Regions from separate parts of the Homo sapiens genome. Here all the other regions are linked to region 2. The links are chromatin loops, found by intact Hi-C in ENCODE. Cell type or tissue: chondrocyte. All regions are shown on one strand. Region 1 overlaps ZNF644 (zinc finger protein 644). Region 2 holds the start of LOC105378848 (a long non-coding RNA gene). Region 3 has its middle 4.5 kb from the start of BARHL2. Region 4 has its middle 140 kb from the start of ZNF644. Region 5 overlaps HFM1 (helicase for meiosis 1). Region 6 has its middle 4.8 kb from the start of ZNF644.

Evidence for each region. Peaks named below come from ENCODE experiments on the same cell type or tissue, not always from the same donor. Only the 100,000 strongest peaks of a DNase experiment are listed, where the experiment ranks them.
Region 1: it touches region 2 in a loop (5-fold over the local background); 7 of 110 quality-filtered maps call a loop at or near these places.
Region 3: a loop joins it to region 2, with 2.1 times the contacts of the local background. A loop is called at or near these places in 7 of 110 quality-filtered maps.
Region 4: it touches region 2 in a loop (10-fold over the local background); 32 of 110 quality-filtered maps call a loop at or near these places.
Region 5: it touches region 2 in a loop (5-fold over the local background); 13 of 110 quality-filtered maps call a loop at or near these places.
Region 6: a loop joins it to region 2, with 4 times the contacts of the local background. A loop is called at or near these places in 2 of 110 quality-filtered maps.

The regions. Positions count from the first base shown.
Region 1 is chr1:90,962,804-90,966,803 of GRCh38, reverse strand. The region is part of intron 2 of ZNF644 (zinc finger protein 644); the gene reads left to right. Among named protein-coding and RNA genes, the nearest start is that of ZNF644, 57 kb to the left of the region's middle. In chondrocyte, CTCF peaks have their summits at 1,972 and 2,171 (motif pointing right); no DNase peak of the experiment used is centred here.
Region 2 is chr1:90,112,969-90,116,968 of GRCh38, reverse strand. LOC105378848 (a long non-coding RNA gene) reads right to left here and starts at 1,797. Exons shown (of 3, transcript XR_947587.2): 1 at 1,576-1,797. In chondrocyte, CTCF peaks have their summits at 2,050 and 2,254 (motif pointing left); no DNase peak of the experiment used is centred here.
Region 3 is chr1:90,719,839-90,723,838 of GRCh38, reverse strand. No RefSeq gene overlaps it. Among named protein-coding and RNA genes, the nearest start is that of BARHL2, 4.5 kb to the right of the region's middle. In chondrocyte, CTCF peaks have their summits at 2,024 and 2,226; no DNase peak of the experiment used is centred here.
Region 4 is chr1:91,163,316-91,167,315 of GRCh38, reverse strand. No RefSeq gene overlaps it. Among named protein-coding and RNA genes, the nearest start is that of ZNF644, 140 kb to the right of the region's middle. RefSeq lists an enhancer at 1,950-2,099. In chondrocyte, CTCF peaks have their summits at 804, 1,004 (motif pointing left) and 1,864 (motif pointing right); no DNase peak of the experiment used is centred here.
Region 5 is chr1:91,280,521-91,284,520 of GRCh38, reverse strand. The region is part of intron 30 of HFM1 (helicase for meiosis 1); the gene reads left to right. Among named protein-coding and RNA genes, the nearest start is that of HFM1, 120 kb to the left of the region's middle. In chondrocyte, a CTCF peak has its summit at 1,631 (motif pointing left); no DNase peak of the experiment used is centred here.
Region 6 is chr1:91,024,814-91,028,813 of GRCh38, reverse strand. It overlaps the pseudogene RPL5P6. Among named protein-coding and RNA genes, the nearest start is that of ZNF644, 4.8 kb to the right of the region's middle. In chondrocyte, CTCF peaks have their summits at 1,690 and 1,894 (motif pointing right); no DNase peak of the experiment used is centred here.

The DNA.
Region 1 (4,000 bases), 850 kb before region 2:
CTACTAGTCCATGAAGTTGGCCCGTTACCCAGATTTTTTTTTTTTTTTTTTTTTTTGAGACTGAGTCTCACTGTCACCCATACTGGAGTGCAGTGGTACAATCTTGGTTCACCACAACCTCCACCTCCTGGGTTCAAGCGATTCTCCTGCCTCAGCCTCCCAAGTAGCTGGAACTACAGGTGTACGCCACCACACCTGGCTAATTTTTATATTTTTAATAGAGACAGGGTTTCACTATGTTGCCCAGGCTGGTCTCGAACTCCTGACATCAGGTGATCTGCCTGCCTTAGCCTCCCAAAGTGCTGGGATTACAGGCATGAGCCACCCGCACCTGGCCCCTGTTCCCCAGATTTAATTTAGACCTTAACCTATGGCTCAAAATGGAACACTCTAGGCACTATTTTGGATGTCAAGGGTACATCAGTGAGCAAAATGTGTCTCTTTTCTCAAGAAGCTTACTTTGTAGTGGGGAGAAAAAAACAAATGATCAAATAATAATGTATCAGGTGTTAGTACTATAAAGAAAAATATCAGCAGAGAGGGGCATAGAGAGTTACTAAGAGTGCTCTTCTAGTAACTTTATTTTGGATGGTCTACGAAGAACTAAGAAGGAGATGGACACAAATGTGAAAGAAATGATCCGTAAGTATATTTGGAGGAAGAGCTTCAGGCAGAGAATATTAAGTGCAAAATAACCAGAGCATAGTCGAGAAATAGTAAGGCCAATATGAGTACATTGAGAAAGAGAGTTGGGGCCAGGCGCGGTGGCTCATGCCTATAAGCCAGGCACTTTGGGAGGCCGAGGTGGGTGGATCACCTGAGGTCAGGAGTTAGAGACCAGCCTGGCCAACATGATGAAACCCCGTCTCTACTAAAAATACAAAAAATTAGCTGGGTGTGGTGGCTGGCGCCTGTAATCCCAGATACTTGGGAGGTTGAAGCAGGAGAATCGCTTGAACCCAGGAGGTGAAGGTATCAGTGAGCCGAGATCATGCCACTGCGTTCCAGCCTGGGCAACAAGAGCGAAACTCCATCTCAAAAAAAAGAGAGAGTTAGTGGGAGATGGGGTCTAGGACAAAGTGCATTGGATATGAACTATATGACTCATTACTTATATCAAAATTCAGTCCTTTTTTGCTGATAACATTTTATGTAATTAAAATAGTATTCTGTTATTTTACAACTTTTAGGAACTATTTTTTGTCCTCCTTTTAAATAAGAAAAATATACAAAAATTTCAGAAAAGAAGAGTAGTGTTAAGGGTTGAATTATATCCTCCTCCAAATTCTTATGTTGAAATCCTGTCCGCCTCTACTTCAGACTATAACCTCACTTGGAAATATAGGGTCTTTATAGAGGTAATCAAGTTGAATGAGGTCATTAGGGTGGGCTTGTCCAGTTATCACTGATGTGCTTATAAAAAGGAGAAATTTGGATACCGAGACACTAATAGAAGGAAGACGATGTGAAGAGACCTAGGAAAAAGATGGCTCTCTACAGGCCAAGAAGAAATCTGAAACAGATCTTTCCTCACAGCAGTCAGAAGGAAGCAGCCCTACTGTACTTTTGTCTTGGACTTCCAGTTCCCAGATATTTCAGCCAATAAATTTTTGTTATTTAAGCCACCACTTGCAGGACTTTGTTAAAAGGCAGTTCTAGCTATACAGATCCAGTATAGCTTTTTCTGTTATCCTAGCAAATTAATACAGTTATTAACTAAAAAGTAAAACTTACTCTCCTCACTCCTTCCCCATACTTAACAAGGGTAACAGATTGTTATGAAACGTTCCAGGTCTTTTATTGTGTTTGTGTGTATGTGTGTGTGTTTCATTAATTTGTAAAGCAACTTATGTCTTCTAAGGAAATGTGGGGAATTTAAAAACAACAAGCAACAAAAAGTAAATGCTACAGCATTATATAATAGTTCCTTGCCTTCCAAGAAAATTTTTAACTCTAAAACTAAATACTATCACAAGATAATATGCACAACTCTTTTCCAAAAAAAAAGACCTCTTCTATTTTTAAAGTTTCATACTAATATACTTCACAGTCTTATTTAAATTTGTCAAAAGATTGATTTTTCCATTCCAGTATAATATTCCAGTATAGCTTTTTCTGTTGCTTCAGTGTGGTATTTTGGAAAAAGAATTTGTTACCACTTGGTGGCACTATGTGGCTTAAAAATGAATCACATTGTATGCAATTAACTATACTGTTCTAGGTAAATGATTAAATTCAGAGGGAAACTGATACTGAGCAACTTAATATAGTAAATGTTTGATTCTTCTGTAAATAAAATATTAATTGGTATTGTAGAGTTTTATTAAAATGTCATGGAATATAAAAATATAAACCAAGGCTTAGTTTGTTGGGTAGGGAAGTATATACATTTTTGATAGAAACCTCCTTTAGGTCAGGTGTCATTTATCATTCTGTCTTAATCCCCTTCTTTGTCTAAATGTGAGAAAATAGATTTTTAATATTAGAAACAAACATCTTCAACTTTAATAGTAATTAATGTTTTCCAAGATATGTATTTTATTTTCTCTTATATAAACTTAAGAAATTGAAATTTTTTCAAATGATTAAAATATGTAAAACTTAAAGGAAAACAGAAAAATTAAATATATTGAATGATGTCTTCCTGCAGCATATTGAAAAATCAAGCAGCCCTTTTAAAGATACTGTATTTGTTTCATTTAATTAGATAAAGGATCTTGAAGTATAACAAGAAAGTTATTTTGTTCCAGACATAATTTTTGCTGCCTAGCACTTGACATCTAATACCATAATTGTTAAGGTATTTGTGTAATGTATTGTTTTCTAGGGTCACATATATAGCTATAAAAGATGGTGCTCTGTGTCTTTTTAAAAATTTAAATACAATACTTACAGGAAAATGCATGAAGTGTAGGGTACAGCTCAGTGAATCACCACAAAGTAAACACTCCATGACCACCACAGATCGAGAAATAGAATACTGCCAGCAACCCAGAAACCCCCTATGTCTCTTTTCTCAGTCACTATCCCTGTTTTTTCTTTCCCAGGTTAACCACTTGCCTGACTTAAAAGAAAATAACTTTTTTTTACTTGTTTCTGAAATTTTTCAGAAATATACAGAAGTATTATTTTGTCTAGCTTATTTTGTTCAACATTATGTTTGAGAGTTAGAAATTTTGTCAGATGTCGCTATGGTTCACTTGTATAATTTTATCACAATTTGTCATGTTACTGTAGGAGGTTTGGGCTGAATAATGCTGCTGTGAACATTCTTGTACATGTTTCTTGGTGCATATGTGCAACATTTATACTAGGTGTATACCAAGACTAGAATCTGGGTCATTGGTTTGACCAGTGTATGTATGTTCAAATTTAGAAGATGACACATGAATTGTTTTCAAAATGGTTGTATCAATCACATCAAGTATATGAGGATTCCTGTTGCTCTGTATCCTCACTAACACTCGGTATTAATATCCCCTTTAATTTTAGTCTTCTGAAAGATGCATTTCCCTGATCCAAATGGAATTGAATACCCTTTCATAAATGTACTGGTTGTTTGGGTATCCATTTTTGCAACGTCTCTTCTCCTATCCTCACCACCTTAACAAAATTACTATTGAGCTTTCTAACTTACTGGTTTATAGGAACTATATGGTTTATACATACAGCCCTATTTTTCCTATTGGAGTTTCTGTACTTTTCCTTTTGTTTTTAGGAGTTTTTATATGCTCTAAATACAGACTCTTTGTTAGTTACATTTAAAAAATATATACATTCCACTTTGGCTTGACTTTCACCTTCTTAATATTATCTGTTAATGAAAGGAAGGTCTTAATTTTAGTATAGTTCATTTTATCATTGTTTGCTCTTATTGTTAATGCTGCTTGTGTCCCATTTAAGAAGTCTTTCCTTGCTCCAAGGACATGAAGATATTCTCTTAGGCTCAGAAACTATGCTTCTCTACTAGAGGCAGTTCCCTCCTCTCTAACCACACATC
Region 2 (4,000 bases):
CACTGTATGATTCCATAATAGCCAGGCAATATGTTCTATCAAAGCACCTGTCACACTGGACCACAACAATTGACTTTTTTGTTGCCTGTACTTGACTATGAGTTTTTGAAGGCAAAGACTGCATCTTATTTATGTGTGTTTCCAGTGCCTAGCACTGTCCATGTCATTAAGCAGGCATTCGACATATGTTTGCTCCATGAATGAACAAAGGTTTCGGCGACTTGGAAATTCTCCTTCTTCCCTCTAACTTCTGTATCTCTCACTTTGTCCACAGACATATATTATCCAAACAGAGAGGCAGAGAAAGTGGTTGGAAGTGTAAGAAATAGACTTCAAACACTTGAAGAGGAAGTTATGTAGAAATGGATCATTTTGATTCCTTGCATTCCCTGAGGTTGCCAAAAACATTCATTAAAAACATAAAAATCTGAACAGAAAATTAGCATTTGATCAGTTACTTATATCTAAGCATTATTATTCATTGAATCTAATTGGTTAGATTATTTCCTTTTGATTTTTTTTAAAGAGAAACAATGCTCAGTAGAGAGCATTAAAGCCTTTAATTCTAATTCTGAAAAATATGTAAATATTAATATCAAATATGTTCTAAATACCAAATAAAATAGAGTTAGCCCTGGAACAACTGGGTACACTGTTTAAGTTATGCCTTTTTTTTTTTTTTTTTGCAAAAGTATGCTGGCTATTAAAGCCCCATAAAACACAAAAAATAGAAAGGAAGTGGTGAAAATCTCCCAAATTGATCTATAGTGAAAAAGAATTGGGCAGGGTCTGGTTATTGTTATGTGACTATACGCACAAAGGTCCAAAGAACACAAAAATGAAAAAAATTCTGCTTGCGTGCCTTATGCAATAACATTTCTGCTTTTAGATTTTCTCTGGACTTTTTGAGAAAAGTATTTGTTCCTAAATTACCTGGTGCAACCATCACAATGTTTGAGAAATTTAATTCTGCTTACATCATTAGAAGCCCAGTATAACATCTCAAAAGAGCATTTTAAAAATTACTTTTGATATTTCATCCAAATTTGAATTGGAACAGGAAGAGAAGTGTCTCTTTCAATGTTATAAGGATTCAAATGTAATTATCACTTTCACCTAGAAAACATGTCATCACCAAAATAAATTTATATAAAAACTTGAAAATACAAATTAAATGGTACAATATATACGTATGTGTACATACACCTATACTTGTATGTTTTTTATTGATACATAATTGTATGTACTTATGTGGTACTATACTTGTATGTTTGTGAATATGAATTTCTGTTGCAACTATTTGAATGGTTCCTTTGAGCAATAAGTCATTGGACAAAAAAGACTATTTAAATGGCCACTTAAGATAAAGCCATTTTCTCCAACATTGGCTTCCATAGCAATACTGCGATTAACTAATGGTGGGATGTATTTTGGTAATTGGCTGTCATATCCAATCTCTATGAAAAACTGCATATCCCAGATGTCTCCACTACACATTCAACTCTATCTTGAAAAATCGAAGAAATTTTGTCCCAACACTGACAGAATAATAATGAGAACCAAGCAATGGCTTACCCTCTTGACAGCCAAAATCAAGAATGAGGCTACCTTTTTGGGTCCTCAACCTCACTCCGTGGACTGTGGACCAGACTCTGAGGATGCTCTTCAGGAGGTAAAAGCATTGTCCCTGAGCATCAGTTATCCTCAAGGCTCAGATCAAAGGAAGAGCATCTTCCATGTTACAGACCTCCACTAGCAGCTCTTGCAGTCATCCATAACACTTCTGCAGGGCTCACACTTCAAAACAAAATTCCCAGAGAAATAATATAGATAAGATTAACTGAGAAATAGATACAATTGAAGAGTTTTTTTAAAAAAAAAAAAGGGAGGGGGGCTTATAAAACAGTAACCCGATTCTTTTTTTATTCAGTTTCAATAATAAATAATTTAATATAATAATTTACGTGCATTTAAAAGGCTAGGCAATAGAAGCTCTAGGGTAAGCATGACTTTCACAAACCTGATATAATACCTATCTAAAAACAATTCATATTTATTACTGGAATAAATCCCTAAAATTCCTTTCTAAAGGCTTATCAAACCAAATTGGGTCCCAGCCCAACAAATCGAATTAGAAATCCATGTAAGTCTGCTAACTGAGTTATTAAAGTGATCTGCATGGATATTCCCAGTTCACCAGAAAAACCTTCTGTTTGGATGGACATTTAGTCAAATGCTGCCCTCTAGTGAGAAAACTCTGTTAAAGGCTACAAAAGGCCCTAAGATTACAAAGCATTCATAACTTCAAAGAAAAGACACCCAAATAAGATTAACCAAGTAAAATCTTCAACTAGAAACCACAGTTATTCTAGATTAAAATATCTATTTCATTTTTACTTTGTTAATAATGCCTATATTTTCTTTCTAAAAGTATCTTGTAAATAGGTAACATATTTAAATTACCATGGTAGGGATAGCTCAACCCGTGTGATATTTAGATATTTTTAGGCTTTTACATTTGATAATCCAATAATAGTAATTGATATTAAAGTATGATACATTTATTTGTTTTAGCTAGTGATGCAGCTAAAGAATTTGTATAAAATAAAATGGGTGATAATATGGTCTCCCACTCTGTCAATTAAAAAAACGTAAAACAAGTGGTAGATATTCCACAGAATATTTGCATTAATAATCAATACTTCACTTCTAGATATTTATTTTGCTGTAAAAGTCAAGATTTCTAATGTTCTTTAACAATATAAGAATATTGTTATATCTTCAAATAGAAAACTCAACTACTCACTTCTAATTCAGCAAAGGAAAATCTCTACTTTCAAGTTTCTTCACGCAATTCTAGTACATTTTATTCATTTAGCAGAAACAGGCATTTAGCATTTTTTAAATTGTATTCTAGACTTCGTAAACCCTGACAGTGCAAATTTCCTCCTAAGACACAATCTTATTAGAGCATTTATTCATTCTTCTGTTACGTCTTTTAGTGAACTTCATGGCTACCTGCTCTAAACCCACACTCTGCTAGTCATTTTGGATATAATGGTGAAAAGGATGGGCCTGGTTCCAAAACATATGTATCCTGTAATCGAATGAGGGAAACAGATACGCAATCAGGTAATTATGAAGCCTTACGATGAAGAGAGACATAGTACTCTCCAGAAGCAGGTAGAAGGTGTACCTGATCCATATTGGGAAAACAGGAATGCTCCACTCCCCAAGAAAGTAAGACTTGAGTTTCAACAAGGTTCTACAGCCATTGAAAGTCCTCTGAAAGTAGTGTGAGCCATACAGACCAATTTCTTTTTGCAGAAGCAATTTCCCTGATGGTTTTGTGCTTTCTTCAGTAAATCATTCCCAGTTAGATATGCAGTGATGGTATTTCCACACTCAGCACTGGTGACACTTACATTTGAATTAACTCTCCCCATAAATGTAAAGTAAAATATTTATATTTTAGTATATTTACTTAATAGAAAATTGTATTCTCCTTTCTTAATTTTAAACACATCTACACAACAATATGCCTTTCCTTTTCAAAAAAAAATAAGAAAACTAAAATTAAATTATTGTGTAAGTATATTGTCGTCATGTGCTCTAGTAGACCTGCTAGTACCCTATGTGGTCTTGGGCAAGTCATACATCTACAGTCTGGATCCTTTCAGCTCCAATATTCTGTAAGTCTATCAGTGACTCTCTATATAAATTACTCTTGGCCTGGCACAGTGGCTCATGCCTGTAATCTCAGCACTTTGGGAGACAGAGGTGGATGGATCACCCTGAGTTCAGGAGTTCGAGACCAGCCTGGGCAACATGGCAAAACCCGGCTCTACCAAAAATACAAAAATAAAAATAAAAATTAGTCAGACATAGTGGCATGTGTCTGTAATCCAAGCTACTTGGGAGGCTGAGGCTTGAGCCTGAGAGGCAAAGTTTGTAGTAAGCTGAGATCACACCACTGCACTTTAGCCTGGGCAACAGAGTG
Region 3 (4,000 bases), 610 kb before region 2:
TGCGGGAGCTCTTTCTAGGAGGAAACGTCGGTGTTAACTGCTGCTGAATGAGTTGTTCTTCGACGCAACTACTTACTCCCCGGGCGGTGTGTCTGGACCAGAAGTCGCTGCTTAGGCACTTGTCCAGTGGCGTATTCTGTAGACCTGGGAGAGACTGAGAAAGCTGACCGAGGCTGCCCCCAACCTCCGCGCCCCAAGGCCTCTCACGGTATCTGGGAACGCGGCCCCGCCTGCACCAAAGGCAGAAAACGGGGCGGGGAGGTTTCAATTTGTTCCAGTGATGGCTGTAACTTAATAAGGCGATTGATTAGCACTCAAAGTGCCGTTTTAATTAGCCGCTTGTTAATTAACATCGCAAATGAATTTCTCTTTCTCTGATTGGCATCTTTGCTCAGCGCTCTGAGGTTTTGGTTTCTCTTCTGCCTTGGCCCCTACATTCCCTCTTACTTAGCCTCAGGAGTTGATAGGCTTCAGAGTTCTGTTTATGTATGACATGGCTGTGTCACACAGGGGCCCTTTAATTTCTCCAGGAGCCGGCCTTCAAAGGACAATGGTTCAACTTAGGAGGGGTGAAACAAAATCCTTCCCCATGTCCCCCTCGGCTCTTCCTTCAATTGCCTTCACCTTGTCACCTTCCCAATCTCCACACCTGAATTGGAGGAGCCCTCTTTCTGGGCCTGCTAAGGTCACCAAGCCGTCCATGATTTGAAAATCTAGAAAGAAGAAAGGAAGCAAGAGTGCAGGTGGGGAAAAGAGGATACAGTCCTTGAGGGGACTGGATCACCTCTTGGGATCAAATCTAAGACTGTGTAACCGGCTGTATATGCTGCTGCCCAGGCCTGTAAACATGTGCAGTTAGTTCCTTTTCCCTCCAAAGTGTCAAAGAGTATTTTGTCTCTTCCGGCTGGACCCAGAAGAGACCCCCTAGAGCCAACATATGTCTACAGATTGCAGCCCAGCCCTACAGTCAGGAGATTAAAATTTTGGACAATTCATGGACATTTTTGCACCATTATTACCCTCAGCTACCATAGAAATCCCTCTACATCCCACTGCTTGAGATGCAGTCATGACTGAACACACTTCATTTCCTTTAGAAAGCTTTACTGTTCCCCCAACTTGTCCCAGTGTAAGACTCCCCACTCTCTTTCTCACTCCCACTGTAGCAGGTTCTAATTTGTATCATTGTATTTATGACAGTTTTCCAGCACAAGTTCTTGTCAAACCTGAGGTGAGTTGGTGTCCCAGTCTCAAGCACCTGGCATAGAATGAACATTCAATAATGTTTATCGATTGAGTGAATGAACAAAATGAATGAGGGAAGGAAGAAGTGAAAACAAATATAGCTACTGGGTGTTGCTTATGCTAGAGATCATTGCCACTTTTGTGTATAGTATTTAGCAAATGCTGCTTTACATTTTGTAAAGAGCTTTTACATAGAATGTCTTATTTGGTCATTACACTCACCCCGTTCTAATCAAGAACTAGTCTCCTCTTTAGTGGAGGAGGAATTTGGTAATTAAAAGGTTAAGTGCCTTGCCCACGAACACATAAAGTGGTAAAATGAGATGAAAACTTTCTTCTCCAGCGTTCTGTCCTCTACATTTCTGCTTACCTTCCTGTGGTTTGCCTCTGTACAACACACATCTAACTCCCAAGGAGAGTCAACTTCACTAGGTTCCTTCCAAACTGCTCATCTTTAAAATTTGGTGAAGCTTATAGCTCTTGCAAATTGTATTATGATATCAGAACTATCTCTCAAAACTTTCATTCCCCTAGAACAATTAGTAATTACACAGGTTATCATTTTAACTTCTTCCTGTTAACATACTTTTCAGTTACCTTATTTTTTTCTTTCATTTTATCTTTCTCCATCTGCTCCCAACTCCACTCTCCCAGTTTCAGTCTATTTAAGGGACTCAGTTATGTTCTTTTCATATCTTTCTCTCTCTGTTTTCTTTTTGGTCAGAACTGCCAGGATATTTCTCTTTAATGTATTATTTTTTCTAAGCAAATATGTATCAAATTCTTAAATAGTTGAAAAGATATTGATAAATTGAAAAAACAAAAAAGAAAGGAAACTTCCGACGTTTCTGTAGCTTTGAAATGGCGAGAGGTCAGACAATCGTCAGGGAGCCAGCCTTAGAAGGTGGAGAGCTCATTTGTTTATCTTGCATCTTTTATAGAAAGAAACAATAGCAGCTCCCTCCGTTCGGAGCTCTTGGCGCCGCCCAGTGGAGGGAAGCGTCTTTGCACCTCATTCCCCTTACTTGGCATTGTCATCATGTGGACCCTTAGAAACGTTCAAAATTAAATATGATAGGAAGAAACACCAGCTCCACGTTCATCGTAATGTGTGAGTGGATTTCTTCAAAGTTAAGTTTCATTTTTAAAAAACTGAATGCTCTAGTTTAAACACAATCTCAAATACTAAATCTAGATGGTGAAAGTGGATCGTAGAGAGTTTATCTAGGAACAAAATTTGTTAAATATTGAAGTGTTTGAATCATTCTCTGAGATGGGAAAGGAGCATCTTTGATGCTGATCGGCAGTGATGTGTTCTTCAGAGCCGGGAAGGAAAAGTTTGTTCTCTGTTACCCACAGTTGGCAATAACTGCTTTCTAGGCCAAAATTCCAAAATCTTCCAAAAATTACACAAGTTTCTTTTTTTCTCTTCCCCTTCTCCTTCTTCTAAGGAAATGAGGGCCTGAAAGTGAATGAGTTTAATATTTAAACTCATGTCAGTTTAGAGACTCTATTTATTTGTATTTTAAATCCAGTGGGAAAATCTAAGATTAAATCCAGTTAAAGCATTTTCTTTCGTTTAGAAATATGATATATCTGCACCCTATTGTGTTTCTGAATTGTGATTTTTAAAAATGAAAAGTGAATTATGTTTGCCAGAAAATGCATGACTTCTTGGATGTATACATTATATACTTTCAGAAAAAAAATGCGAGAGAGGAATGTGTCTGGAGAAAAAAGAACTGAGAAAAGTTAAACAAAACTCCAGCTCTGAAAAAAAATTTTTCATTAAGTTTGCAATTTGGTCTTCAAGTCCATTTTGTGAATCTTCAGGCCACTACTAACATAGCAGCCTTGATAAAAGTCAAGGTCGTGTTTTCCCCTTACCGTTATTGCTCCTGGAAGCTGATCTAACACCCACCCAGAGAACTCTTCTATGATATTAACCTTTTCTTAAGAAAATATGATCTGAGACATTCACAAAGTGGGGCCTACTGGGTTCCCTTTTGCTTTGCTTTAGAGTTGTCACAAAACACGCTCTCCCCTGCCCCCAACACTTCCACGTTTCTCTCTCCTTTTCTTTATAGATTTCATTTTTTTTGTAGGGTCATATCTCCATCGTCTCCCCTGCCAATGCTGTGAATTATTCCAAGCAAAAAGACCCTGTCGAACCGCCCAACACAAGCTGTGCGATCAGCCTTTTGAGCTCTTGAGTCATTTTAGGCGTCGGAACAAAACAAAAACAGGCTTAAATGAATTATTTATCAAGGTCGAGAATAATTGATTTGTGCAGTGCCGTCAGTTCTGGATTTTAAATTTGTTTTCTCCCCCTCCCTACTTCCCACCCTGAATATGCAGCGAGGGGAGTTCGAGTTGGAACCTCCCAGGGCTAGGAGAAAACGCACCATATTCGGGAAGTTGGTGGATGATGATGTTGGAATGGGAAGAACCCTAATCGATATTTGAAGAGGGTAGAGTAGGTAGGGTCAGCCTGCAGTCTCGGGCAGCCCTAGAGCCCTTCCTGTCCTCCCCACAGCGGTCAACTGTGACAGAGGCGCAGGATATTTAGGCTGCGAAGCTGTGCAGCGTCGGGCCCTGCGGCCTCGGATAAGCCACCTCCACAAGTCTACCGTCTGTGTTTCGGTAACCGCGGCCGAAGGCCGAGGCCGAGGCCGAGGCCGAGCCCGCGAGCTCTCCGGAGGGTCTCCCGGGCCAGCACTCAGTTCCCGCGCCAAAGGCATTTGATCCAACCCCG
Region 4 (4,000 bases), 1.1 Mb before region 2:
CACCACAACACAGCTCATGTACCCACGGGGGACACTTTACTGCACCCAATGGGCATGAGGCTTAGGCTCAAGTGAATAAGCACAACTGTATCCCTCTGGTCATAGTATTTGCTTTAAAAATGGTCAAGTGGCCAGGTGCAGTGGCTCACGCCTGTAATCTCAGCACTTTGGGAGGCCTAGGCAGGTGGATCACCTGAGGTCAGGAGCTCCAGATCAGCCTGGCCAACATGGCGAAATCCCATCTCTACTTAAAATACAAAAATTAGCTGGGCATGATAGTGCGTGCCTGTAATCCCAGCTACTCAGGAGGCTGAGGCAGGAGAATCTCTTGAACCCGGGAGGCAGAGGTTGCAGCGAGCTGAGATCGTGCCACTGCACTCCAACTCCAGCCTGAGTGACAGAGTAAGACTCCGTCTCAAAAAAACAAAAACAAAAACAAAAACAAAACAAGAATGGTCAAGTGATTCCATTCAGGCCACTGAGGCTCATGGCAACATTTTTCTGGGGGCTTTGGAAGGTGAAATGTGCAGATGTGAGGCCGGGAACTGCTGCAGCTATTTTCCATCATGAGGGAGGCACGCCTACAACAAAGCTGGCCTGTGGAAAGCAGAAAACATCAGAAAAATGGTTTAAGGCCCTGATGATGGGGTGAATCAAATGGGATCAAAATGAATCAAAATGGGATCTTCCTCCCTACAGAGCAGACCTCTGGACTTTTCAGTCACAGGACCCAATATAGCCCCTTTGTTTTCTAAACCTTTCTTTCTTGCTTGCAAAAGCTCAGAGCTCAGGGACAATAATGTCTCACCTAGAGCACAGTAGTTGGAACTGGCCAGTTCTAAACAGGTAAAAAACAAAATCACAGGGTTTTCCTGATTTTTTTTAGAAAACTTAAAAATTGTTTTTAAGGAAAACGATTTTTCAAAGCTCTCTGCTCTATGGGACTTGCCTCCCAAATCCACTTATTTTCTGGGTCCCCGTAAAGCAGTGGAGCGCTGCCACCTGCTGGCTGCAAAGCACAATGTGCTCTAGAAAGTAGATGGAGAGCATTAATGCTGGAAAAGGCCCTAAAGGTCAGCGTGGGGAATACAATTAAGGGGAAATTCGTTCTCTGCTAATGTATATTGTTGAGCTGTTTGAATTTTGATTGGGAGTTTTATTTCTAAAAAAATAAAATAGGGACAGTCACTTACACAAATATTTCGTATCTTGTGGCATTTGTTTATTATACTTGGTTAATTCATCAATACCTGACATTTCCTTGAAAAGCAACAACTACAATCACCATCACGAAAAACCCCCTCCTTTCTCTCTCTGCACAAGCACATCTGGAAGCACGCATGCACATGCTTTGCCTCTACTAACTCTGCCTGAAGCAGCAACCAACTCCCCTTAATTCGGTTTCTGGTGCAGCCGGCCAGCCCATTTCTTACCTGTCTGATTTTCTAGGCAGAAGTCTGACCTTAGTCCAGTGCCTTTTTATTCAGGAAAAACTTAACAAGCTTTCCAAGTATTCTTCTTAGAGTCTCTCTCCAGACTTCATGCAGGGCGCAGCCACAGATCCCCTCCCACCAACCCTGGGAGAGAAGGGATTTAACAGCTTCTCACTTTAAAAATTCTCTTTGCAAATCCTCTTTGCCTTTTCCTAATGGCTCAGGAATTTAAAAGGTGTTTACCCTGTTCTTAATACTACTTTGAAGTTTCTGCACAGTAGCCCCTTTGGAATTTAGCATTTATTGTATTCATGCCTCAACCAAAACTAAAATAGTAAAAATCCCATCATGAGTGCTGTTACAAATTCCCTCCTGGCCTCCATCTGAGGTGGACCTGCCCAGGGCCAGAGTAACAGTAGCCGCAGCCTACCAGCAGGTGGCGCCCAAACAAGCCTTATCGCCATTGCTCCATCTGGGACTGAGCTTGGTGCTAGACGGTCACCCTTCCGCACAAAAGCCTCCCTCCACTACAACCCCCCTTCAGCCTGCTAAGGTGTGACTTAGATGTTTCCTGGACTTTGGCTTCTGTTACCGGTAAGCCCTGACATACCTGCCCAGTCCAGCGGGCCCCCTCCTCCAGGGATCTTTCCCTGTGTTGCCCGAAACTCAACCCACCAGCTGGGGCTGACCTGGCTGCCCTCTTCCCTCCTGGATGTCCACAGCCACGTTCTGCTCTGCATGACCGTGCTCTCTCGAACCAGGCTTGAATTTTCCAAGTCTCTCTAGACACAGCGTTGTGGACTGACAGCCCACCTCACGGAGTTCACCACATAGCCAGGCCGGCTTTCCCTGGCCCCTTTCTACCTTGTCCAGGAGCCTCTTACCCCCTGAGGCAGCGTTGAGGCTGCTCCCCCACGTCCACAGTACATGTGCATTTGTAGCCTGGAGCTGACAAGGCCCAATATGATCTGGTCCTGTTCTAACGTCATCTTGTCTGCCCGTCTCAGCCTTCATCTCCACTGTGCATGTTGGGAGAACCTCCAGTCTCTCATAAAAGCCCACTCTCTCACTATTTCAATATTCTTCTGTTTTAGCCCATTCAGCTGCCATGTGGTACCTGGCAGTTTCCTCCAGTCCAGTTCCCAGTGGAGTGTCTGTGCTAAAGTTTCTGAGGCCCGCCAAGCCCATGAAGGCCCGCCACAGCTGCCATCTCCCTCAGAGTTCACCTACATCGTGTGATGTCACCTTCACTGAGCCACAGTGGGCACCAAGGGCTCAATGACATCGGTGGGCCCCTCTTCCCTGTTCCGTGTGGCCAGAATGTTGTTCCCATTTTGTCCCTCTATCATCCTTTAGGAATCAGCATTGACGGCCTTCTCTGTGAACCTGCTCCTGCATTTGTAACAGGAGACTCACCTGGATTGAAGGTGTGGTGCCTTCACCTGGGTCCTGCAGCTCCTCTGGCCCAGCCTCCTCAAGAGCTCCTGTCTCTCAAGCCCACACTGATCCCCTCTGAGCTGGCTACACCAGGCCTCTTTGCATCCCTCTGCCCATGGGGTTTAGAGTAACTTTACTCTAAACTGGGTTCAAAACCTGGCTTCTCTACCTATTAACTCTGTGTGACTTTGGGGAAGTTACTAAACCTCTCTGAGCTTCTGCCCCCTTTGTAAAATGGGGTTGGTATTAGCATCTGCCCCATAGGTTTGCTGTGAGGCTCCAGTGAGATTGACGGTGCACATAAAACACTTACTAAAGACCTGGCAGAGATTTTGCATTCCGTAAAGGGCAGCTCTTGTTAACCGCAAAAACCAAGGCTGCTCCCGACATTGCTCTCATCAGGGTAGGAAGTGACTTTCAAGACAGGAACTAACTTCCTTAACTTTGTGTGCACACCTAAGATGGTGCTTGATACACAATGGGGACTCAAATGTCTATTGAACTGAAATATTTGATAGCACTATGTTCTCTCTTCTCATTTAGGTTTTATCTTTCTTGTGGATAAAAATTACATGTGTCTTCTGTAGACTGACTTTTTAATTTTGGTAAAATATACATAATGTAAAGGTTAACCATTTTCACTGTTTTTAACTGCACAATTCAGTGGCATTAAGTCCGCGCACACTGTTGTACAACCATGTGGTATTTTTTAAAACATCCACAGCAGCCAGCCCAGGAGCAGGAATAGAAGCTGAATTGATATAGACTGAGTGGACGTGGATAGAGAAGCCCTGCACCAGCAGGCAGGCTTCATTCAAACAGGGGCTGTGCCTGTCCCCCAGCACTCGGCACAGTTCCTGGACATGGCAGGTGCTCAATAAACGTGAAATGTGCCACAGCAGGAGTTGCATACTGGCAGGGAAGCGGGACGGGGCAGTGAGGCATGTTGTTTGGGGCCACACAAAGTTTTTCTTTTTTAAAGTTTTAAAAAATAAATTGTTTTGAATAAATTGCGCTCTCACACAAAAATCTATATTGTAGTTTCTCTTGAAGAACAGAAGGTTCTAGCAGCTTTGGGCCTGCATTTTTGGATGGCAGCACTCTGCTAGCACTGAGCGTGGGCTGCCCCT
Region 5 (4,000 bases), 1.2 Mb before region 2:
AACAATTTGGGAGGCCGAAGGCAGGCAGATCACCTGAGGTCAGGAATTCCAGACTAGCCTGGCCAATGTGGTGAAACCCCATCTCTACTAAAAATACAAAAATTAGCTGGGCATGGTGGCAGGCACCTGTAATCCCATGTAATACGAGCTACTCGGGAGGCTGAGGCAGGTGAATCACTTGAGCCTTGGGCGGAGGTTGCAGTGAGTTGAGATTGCACCACTGCACTCCAGCCTGGGCAACAAAGGCAAAACTCTATCTCAAAAAAAAAATAATAATAATATAATAATAATAATAATTAATGTAGTTGAATGAATACAAGGATAAAGCCAGTCCTCAGGCACATTGTGTGTACATTTAAATACTAGTTAAAAGGCAGTCTACTTTTCTTTATATTCTTTGGTGTGTATGTGCATTAAGTTGCAAAATCAAGGACTCCAGTTCAGTGTATTCCTTTTCTGCATAAATAAATAACAAAATGATAGTAAAATATTTGACAGAAAAATGAAAAGGAGACTCTCTCATCATTAAAAAAAGTAAAACCATGAATTGCATAAATCTATGATTAGCATAAATGGAGAACTGCAAAAGTGAAAGTAATACTAAAAAAATACTCCAGTAGCTTCTGCACAGACCAAATTATTTGAATTTATAATTAGAAAGTTATGCTAAGTGTGACAGAGATTCTTGCTATTTTTTATTTATTGTCTGGACTTCTTTTTTTAAAGAAGTGACCCTTGCCCCGCCACCTGTTAATGACTCTGTTAAAGTAATTTTAAGTATTTTCTTTCAATACATTTCTATTTGATATTATTAATAAATTTACTTTAAATGCTTGGAACTAGAGACTTTATAACATGTAAATTAATACAATATGTGGCAAAACTATGAAAATATTTGCACCTCAGATTATGACAGTGATGGAATATGGAATCTGCTATCTTTAGAGTATACTTAAGAGTGCAGCTTAGGCTGGGCACAGTGACTCACACCTGTAGTCTCAGCACTTTGGGAGGCCGAAGTGGGTGGATTGCTTGAACTTACAGGTTCGAGACCAGCCTGGGCAACATGGCTGGTCTTTACAAACCCTGTCTCTACAAAAAATACAAAAATTAGCTGGGTGTGGTGGTGCATGCCTGTAGTCCCAGCTACTGAGGGGGCTGAGTTGGGAGGATCACTTGAGCCTGGGAGGCTGAAGTTTCAGTGAGCCGTGATGGTGCCACTGCACTCCTGCCTAGGTGATAGAGCCAGACTTTTTCTCAGAAGAGTACAGCTTAGATTATTTTTTTTCTGAGAACCTTATCTTTCTAATTACCAATATCTGTAAGCTTATATTTGCTAATAAGATAAATTCAGACAATTCTCAGGAGGTAGGGAGGGCGGCAGGGTAAAGGGAGCACTTTTATTTTCAAAGTACCATTCGTAACAAAAATACAGCAAAAAGATTTCGTCAGGTAGTATCCATGTGCTAGTGTTCTATAAACAAACAAACAAAACTTGCATACAGTCCTCATTCCTGACAAGACTTGCCAACTTTGCCTTGAAATTTTTGGGAGCCCTCGGAATCTCTCTAATTAGAGTCCCAGATCCTAGTTGCTGCCACTGGGAGCAAATGTGCTTAGTCATTGTGCACCACCTTGTGGCAGCGTTTAGACATGCATCTTTTTTAGAAGTTCTTTAGTATTTAAGACCCAAAGGCAACTCTTTATTCTTCATTTTAAAACAGCAACTTGCAAAGCTTTTCTTCCAAGTCTTCCCACCTCAAAACAAAGGTTCCTTCTCTAAATAACTTAAATGAATCCTCTGGGAGAGCTAAAGCAACTGGTACAACTAGAGAGAGAATTGTTGATAGATCAGTCTCTGGAATTAGACTACCTTGAATTAGAATCTCAAATTTGCTACTTACTAACAGCATAGTCTTGAGCATCTTACTTAACCTCTGTAAGAATTAATTTTCTCATAGGTGAAATGGAGATATAATAGGAACCTTATAGGCAGACAACCAAGGGTGATGAGACATTTTAGGAAAATGTAGAATGTGTGAAAGTCCAAAATAAGGAAATAGAAAATGGATGAAAGAGCAACAGGATAATTCAGGAATGTAATAAAACCTAATATAAAACTTTAGTAACGTCCGAGAAATTAAAGATTAAATTGCAACCACAAAACTGAATAGGATGCCATTTTAAAATAAAAAGAACCAGAGCAAGCACAGAGAAGCAAAAATTATGTTTGGAAGGAAAACCGGAGGTCTCGAACATAAAGTCAATACCTTCTCAATGAAAGCAAAAAGTCAAGGAGACAGAAAATATAAGAGAAAAGGGGGGCAATTTAAGAACCCAGTATCTAACTTATAAGTGTTCAAGAAAGAACAAACAAATCAGAAGAAATAATTTGAGAAACGTTTTCAGAACTGAAGTGAGACAGAAATCTTCACATTAAAAAGTCTTACTTAATGCTAGTTAGGATGAATGAAAGGTCTACAAATAAAGCTAATTGCAATATTTCAGAACATTGTGGATAAAGACAAAATTGTAAATGCTTACGAGGCACAAAAATTTAAAAATGTAATAGTCTTTTAGTGAGCAATGTTGGATGCTAAAAGTCAATTGATTTAAAATTCCAGGGGGAAGCCAGGCACAGTGGTTTGTGCCTGTAATCTCAGCTACTTGGAAGAATGAGAAGGCAGGAGTGCGTGCGCCCAAGAGTTCGAGGCTGCGGTGAGCTGTGGTCTCACACCTGCACTCCAGCCTGGGTGACAGAGCGAGACCCTGTCTCCAAAACTGTAATAATAAAAAATAAAATTCCAAGGGAAAAATGATTTTCAACCTTATGTTCTATGCCCAGCCAAACTACTAAGTATGAAAGTAATATAAAGATGCCTTAATACATTCAAAGATTCAGAAAATTTTATTCTTATACATCCTTTCTTAGGCAGTTGCTCAAAATTGAGCACCAGTAAAACAAGAAAGAAAAAGCCCAAGAATCCATTTGTAGTAGATTCAGCCCAGGAACTTAATGAAAGGAAGTTCAAAGGTGACAGTTACAGGACAGGTCTAGATTGCATTAGGAGGCAGATAGAGGGTTCAAGGAAGGAGGCATTGATGAGGGGGGAATAAATGGGTGAGGTATTCCCATGTATTTGCTTTTACCCTTCAACTATTGAGTGAACTTAAAGAAACAAGATGGATATTGCTAGACAAAAAGGAAGGCTGCAAAACTTCAGGGGAAGCAATATGCTGCTCAAGAAAGAAAACCACTCCACTTGATTCTGCATTAAAAATATTTTTACCTTCTGTATATCTCTCAAATCAGTCTATTCTCTGTAACTCTACTACCACCACCACTCTGGAGTTACCATGATTTCTGCTTAGACTTGTACTGGTTTTCTTGCATCCTTTCTGTCTTATCTCAAATCTGTTCTCCATATTACACTCTATATGGTGACGTTTTTCACAATGCAGATCTGATTGTGCCCCCTCTTCGGTTAAAACATTTCAGTGGCTTCCCATAGCTCTTAGAATCTAAATCATTAGCATCCCCTAGAAGGTTCTATATGGTCACATGGTCAACCAGTCCCTAAGCAGCAATGTAGTGGTAGCTGCTATGTGGTCTTGCCTCACTTCTGTAGATTTGGCTGGTAAGGACACCCTAATGGATTTAAACAGTTTATTACTTACACAGATGGCAAAGCAAGATCAGCATGGTATTAGCTGCTTACATCCCCAATTCCACAGGATGATACCAAACTAGGGGGGTCAGATGACAGACAACATGAGTGGTGGGTTGCTTTGTTTTTGAGAAGTGAACTCTAGGCTTCAGCTAAGCAGTTTTATCTGAAAGGGGCAAAATGGAAAGTTCCATACCTTAGTGGAATCAGGGAGGCAGATGAGAAACTGCCGCATGGCAAGTCTTCTGCAAGATCGAGGGTCTTCTGCAAGGTATGGAGCAAATGTGAAATGGCCTTTGATAGCTCCTCACAAGACTACCTATCTTGCCATT
Region 6 (4,000 bases), 910 kb before region 2:
AGGATTGCTTCATAAGAAGTATCCTTGCCAGAAGAAAATGGCACTCTTTCTTGCAGATGGATTCAGCCCTGCACTAGGGGGCATGAGCTGGTGAGTAAGGAACAGGTTGAGTTTCAGCCTCCATTCACCTACTTGTCATCTTTGTACCGTGTACAAACTCCACAACTGTACATAGTGACCCTGTAGATTTTTCTCTGTAGTATCTACAGTGACTATTATAAAGCCCAACACATATTAAGTAAATATTTAGAAAACAGTCCATAAAAGTAAAAGCTTAGACTAGAGACTCCAATAATGGGTTACTTAGTACCATATGTATTCTAGATTGTTAGCTATGGCCATATTGGTGCCTGGCAATAAAATGGTGCTGCCATGTGGAATGCAGTTGTTTCCAGCAGGAGGCTCATCAGTAGCCACAGCAGATGGCTTGCCAAATCAGAGAGGGAATGAGGTAGCTAATAGGACCTGTTCCTAAGTACAAATGCCCCCTTAAGAGACTTTGCAGGCATTTTAAGCGTCCTGCAGTAAAAAGGGATGACAAAACCCAGTGAAATCTGGGTTACTTTATTTTTTATTTTTTGAGATGGAGTCTCACTCTGTTGCCCAGGCTGGAGTACAGTGGTGCAATCTCAGCTCATTGCAACCTCCACCTTCCGGGTTCAAGTGAGTCTCCTGCCTCAGCCTCCTGAGTAGCTGGGATTACAGGCGCCTGCTACCACACCTGGCTAATTTTTGTATTTTAGTAGAGAAAGGGTTTCACCATGTTGTCCAGGCTGGTCTCGAACTCCTGACCTCAGGTGCTCTGCCCGCCTCGGCCTCCCACAGTGCTGGGATTACAGGCGTGAGCCACTGCACACAGCCAAGTCTGGGTTACTTTAGAAGCTAAGAATACATCTGTGGATGAACTATCCTCCAGTGTCCTGTATCCCTTGGGAACTTAGCTCAATTACGACAGCCTGATCAGAATATGAATTGAGGAAAATAAAGCTTGACATAGTTTTTGAACTTAGGCTGTGTACGTAATGATGTAGTGGGGCAACTACTAAGTTGATGAAAGTCAATTTACCAAAACAGAAGTAAGGGAGTTTAAAAAAAGTCATGCAATTATCACATTCCACTAGATTCTAAGATACCACTGAAAGGTGTGCCCTTATTTTATGAACCCCTACGAAAGAAAAAACTGGTAATTACAAATTATGATTGTAAGACACAATTTGAAATGTTACAACATTTTTAAAAAAAGTAATAGAATTGATGAAATACGGATTATAAATACTTCATCTTCTTGTGGTTTGTATGTTATATATCTTAAAAGAAAGATTTTAACTCTTAAAAGAGTTATTGTCCTGGTGAAAGCAGACTAAACCGTCCAAGTTCCCTTGACAGGTACATCATCATGGCAGAGTGCAATTTGCTATCAAAGTTTCATGATACCATCTGCTGAGATCATATTCATCTAATTCTATGCTCATCAAGCAAGTAAATTGGTGTTCCTAGCATCCTTCTCTACAGAGAGGGAATGTGCTGACCAGTCTGCTTAGGTATTCCATTATGATTGGCAGTCAAAAATTTTACTGTAAATTAATATATCAGCGTTTGATTTACTTATTAATCTCTTACGCATTTCATCTATCTGCGCTTGATCAACTCTGGTTCAACTGATTCTCAACCTGCAAAGCTAAGAGCCAAACTCCAGAGGAAAATGATACCACAGCATTATCATCACTAGGTGAAGCACCAATTGAACAATGAGCTGATCTCTTTCTTTGTCAACTTTAACACGCAAGTTGCACATGCACATGAACATGCAACTTTTGATCCATTCCACCACAAAATATTTGAGAGCTGAGTGTGTTCTATTTACCTTCACATCCTCCAGGGGGCATGCATAATGATATGCTGAGTAGAATAGCAAATGTGTTTCTGAATATTAGATATAATTTTCATTAAATATGTGTATACTAAATCTATTTTGTACTATGTTTTATGAGCCTTTGTTTTTAACTGAGATTTGGAGAACTTTATTATCTATTCCTTATGTCCTCCATTCCCTGGTAAATTGAGAGTTGATTGTACCTTTTTGTCTAGCTCTTTCTTTGAAGTATAAAAGCACTGCATTCATTCAACAGTATTTATTGAATAGCTTCAAGGAACTGTCTTATTCATTTTTTTCTGACAGTGCCTAGTACAGTACCTTGCATAGAGTAAACAATCCACGAATGTTGGTTGAACTGAACGGAATTATTTATCGCATACCTGCTATGTGTAAAGCTCTGTGCTCAGGTCAGCGTGGAACAAAAATAAATACAAAACTTGGTTTCTGTTTACATCATCTCTCTTTCTACTCCACACATCCTCCCTACCCCCACTCCAATGAACAAACATACTGAACTATTTGCAGTTCCACAAGAGTGACTTGCTTTACAGTTTTGGTATTAAGAGGTTGATCCAGAACTAGTGGGATACTGAGCAAAATCCAAACTTGATTTGACTTTATTACTAGTAGATTAATGTTTCATTTCTTTCTTTTTGCTTGGAATTATAAAGCATTGGAATGAGGAGAATTATTTGTTTTTATCCAACACTGAACTGCATTTTCTTTTTGAGCAAGTCATTTGAGACCACAACTTACTTTATTTATTTATTTATTTTTGAGACGCAGTCTTGCTCTGTCACCCAGGCTGGAGTACAGTGGCGGGATCTCGGCTCACTGCAATCTCCGCCCCCCGGGTTCACGCCATTCTCCTGCCTCAGCCTCCTGAGTAGCTGGGACTACAGGCGTCCGCCACCACGCCCGGCTAATTTCTTGTATTTTTAGTAGAGACAGGGTTTCACTGTGTTAGCCAGGGTGGTCTCGATCTCCTGACCTCGTGATCTGCCTGCCTTGGCCTCCCAAAGTGCTGGGATTACAGGCATGAGCCACCGTGCCTGGCCACTTTATGTTTTTTATCAGGTAATTCCATTCACTGATAATCTGGTAATCACTAATGGATTCATACACTGTGTTAATATGGTCAGATTTTAACATATTAACAGTAGCCACATTATTAAAAAGTCAAAAAATAACATGCTGGTGAGGTTGCAGAGAAAAGAGAACACTAATATGCTGTTGGTGGGAGTGTAAATTGGTTCAACTGTTGTGAAAAGCAGTGTGGCAATTTCTCAAAGAGTTGAAAACAGAACTACCATTCAACCCAGCAATCCTATTGCTAGGTATATACCCAAAGGAATATAAATCATTCTACCATAAAGACACATGCATGTGTATGCTCACTGAAGTATCCCTCACAATAGCCAAGACTTGGAATTAACCTAAATGCCCATTAGTGGTAGACTGGATAAAGAAAATGTGGTATATATATACCTTGGAATACTATGCAGCCATAAAAAGAATGAGATCATGTCCTTTGCAGGAACTTGGATGGAGCTGGAGGCCATTATTCTTAGCAAACTAATTCAGGAATAGAAAACCAAAGGCTGCATGTTCTCACTTATAAGTGGGAGCAAAATGATGAGAACACAGGGACACAAGGGAGGGAACAACACACACTAGGGCCCACCTGAGGGTGGATGGTGGGAGGAGGGAGAGGATCAGAAAAAAATAACTACTGGGTACTAGGCTAAGTACCTGAGTCATGAGATAATCTGTACAAAACCCCAGTGACATGAGTTTACCTATATAACAAACCTGCATATGTACTCCTGAACCTAAAATAAAAGTTTAAAAACAACAACAGCAACAAAAACCAGCATCTTGCTTTTTATTTCTTTAAAACATTTACCAGGTGTATTCATTGGAGCATCATTTTATTCACAATGTGTTATGAATTTTCTCCCAAACTGTTTTCCACATCTTGACTTTCATTCTCAACTGTGATTTCCTTAAATATTTTGGCACTGAGCCACATAACTTGTCTTTGGATTTTTTCAGTTGCCTGTATGTTTTTTTCTGTCCATAAGTTTATTGTCTTTATCTGAAAAATCCTCATAGAAAATTGTT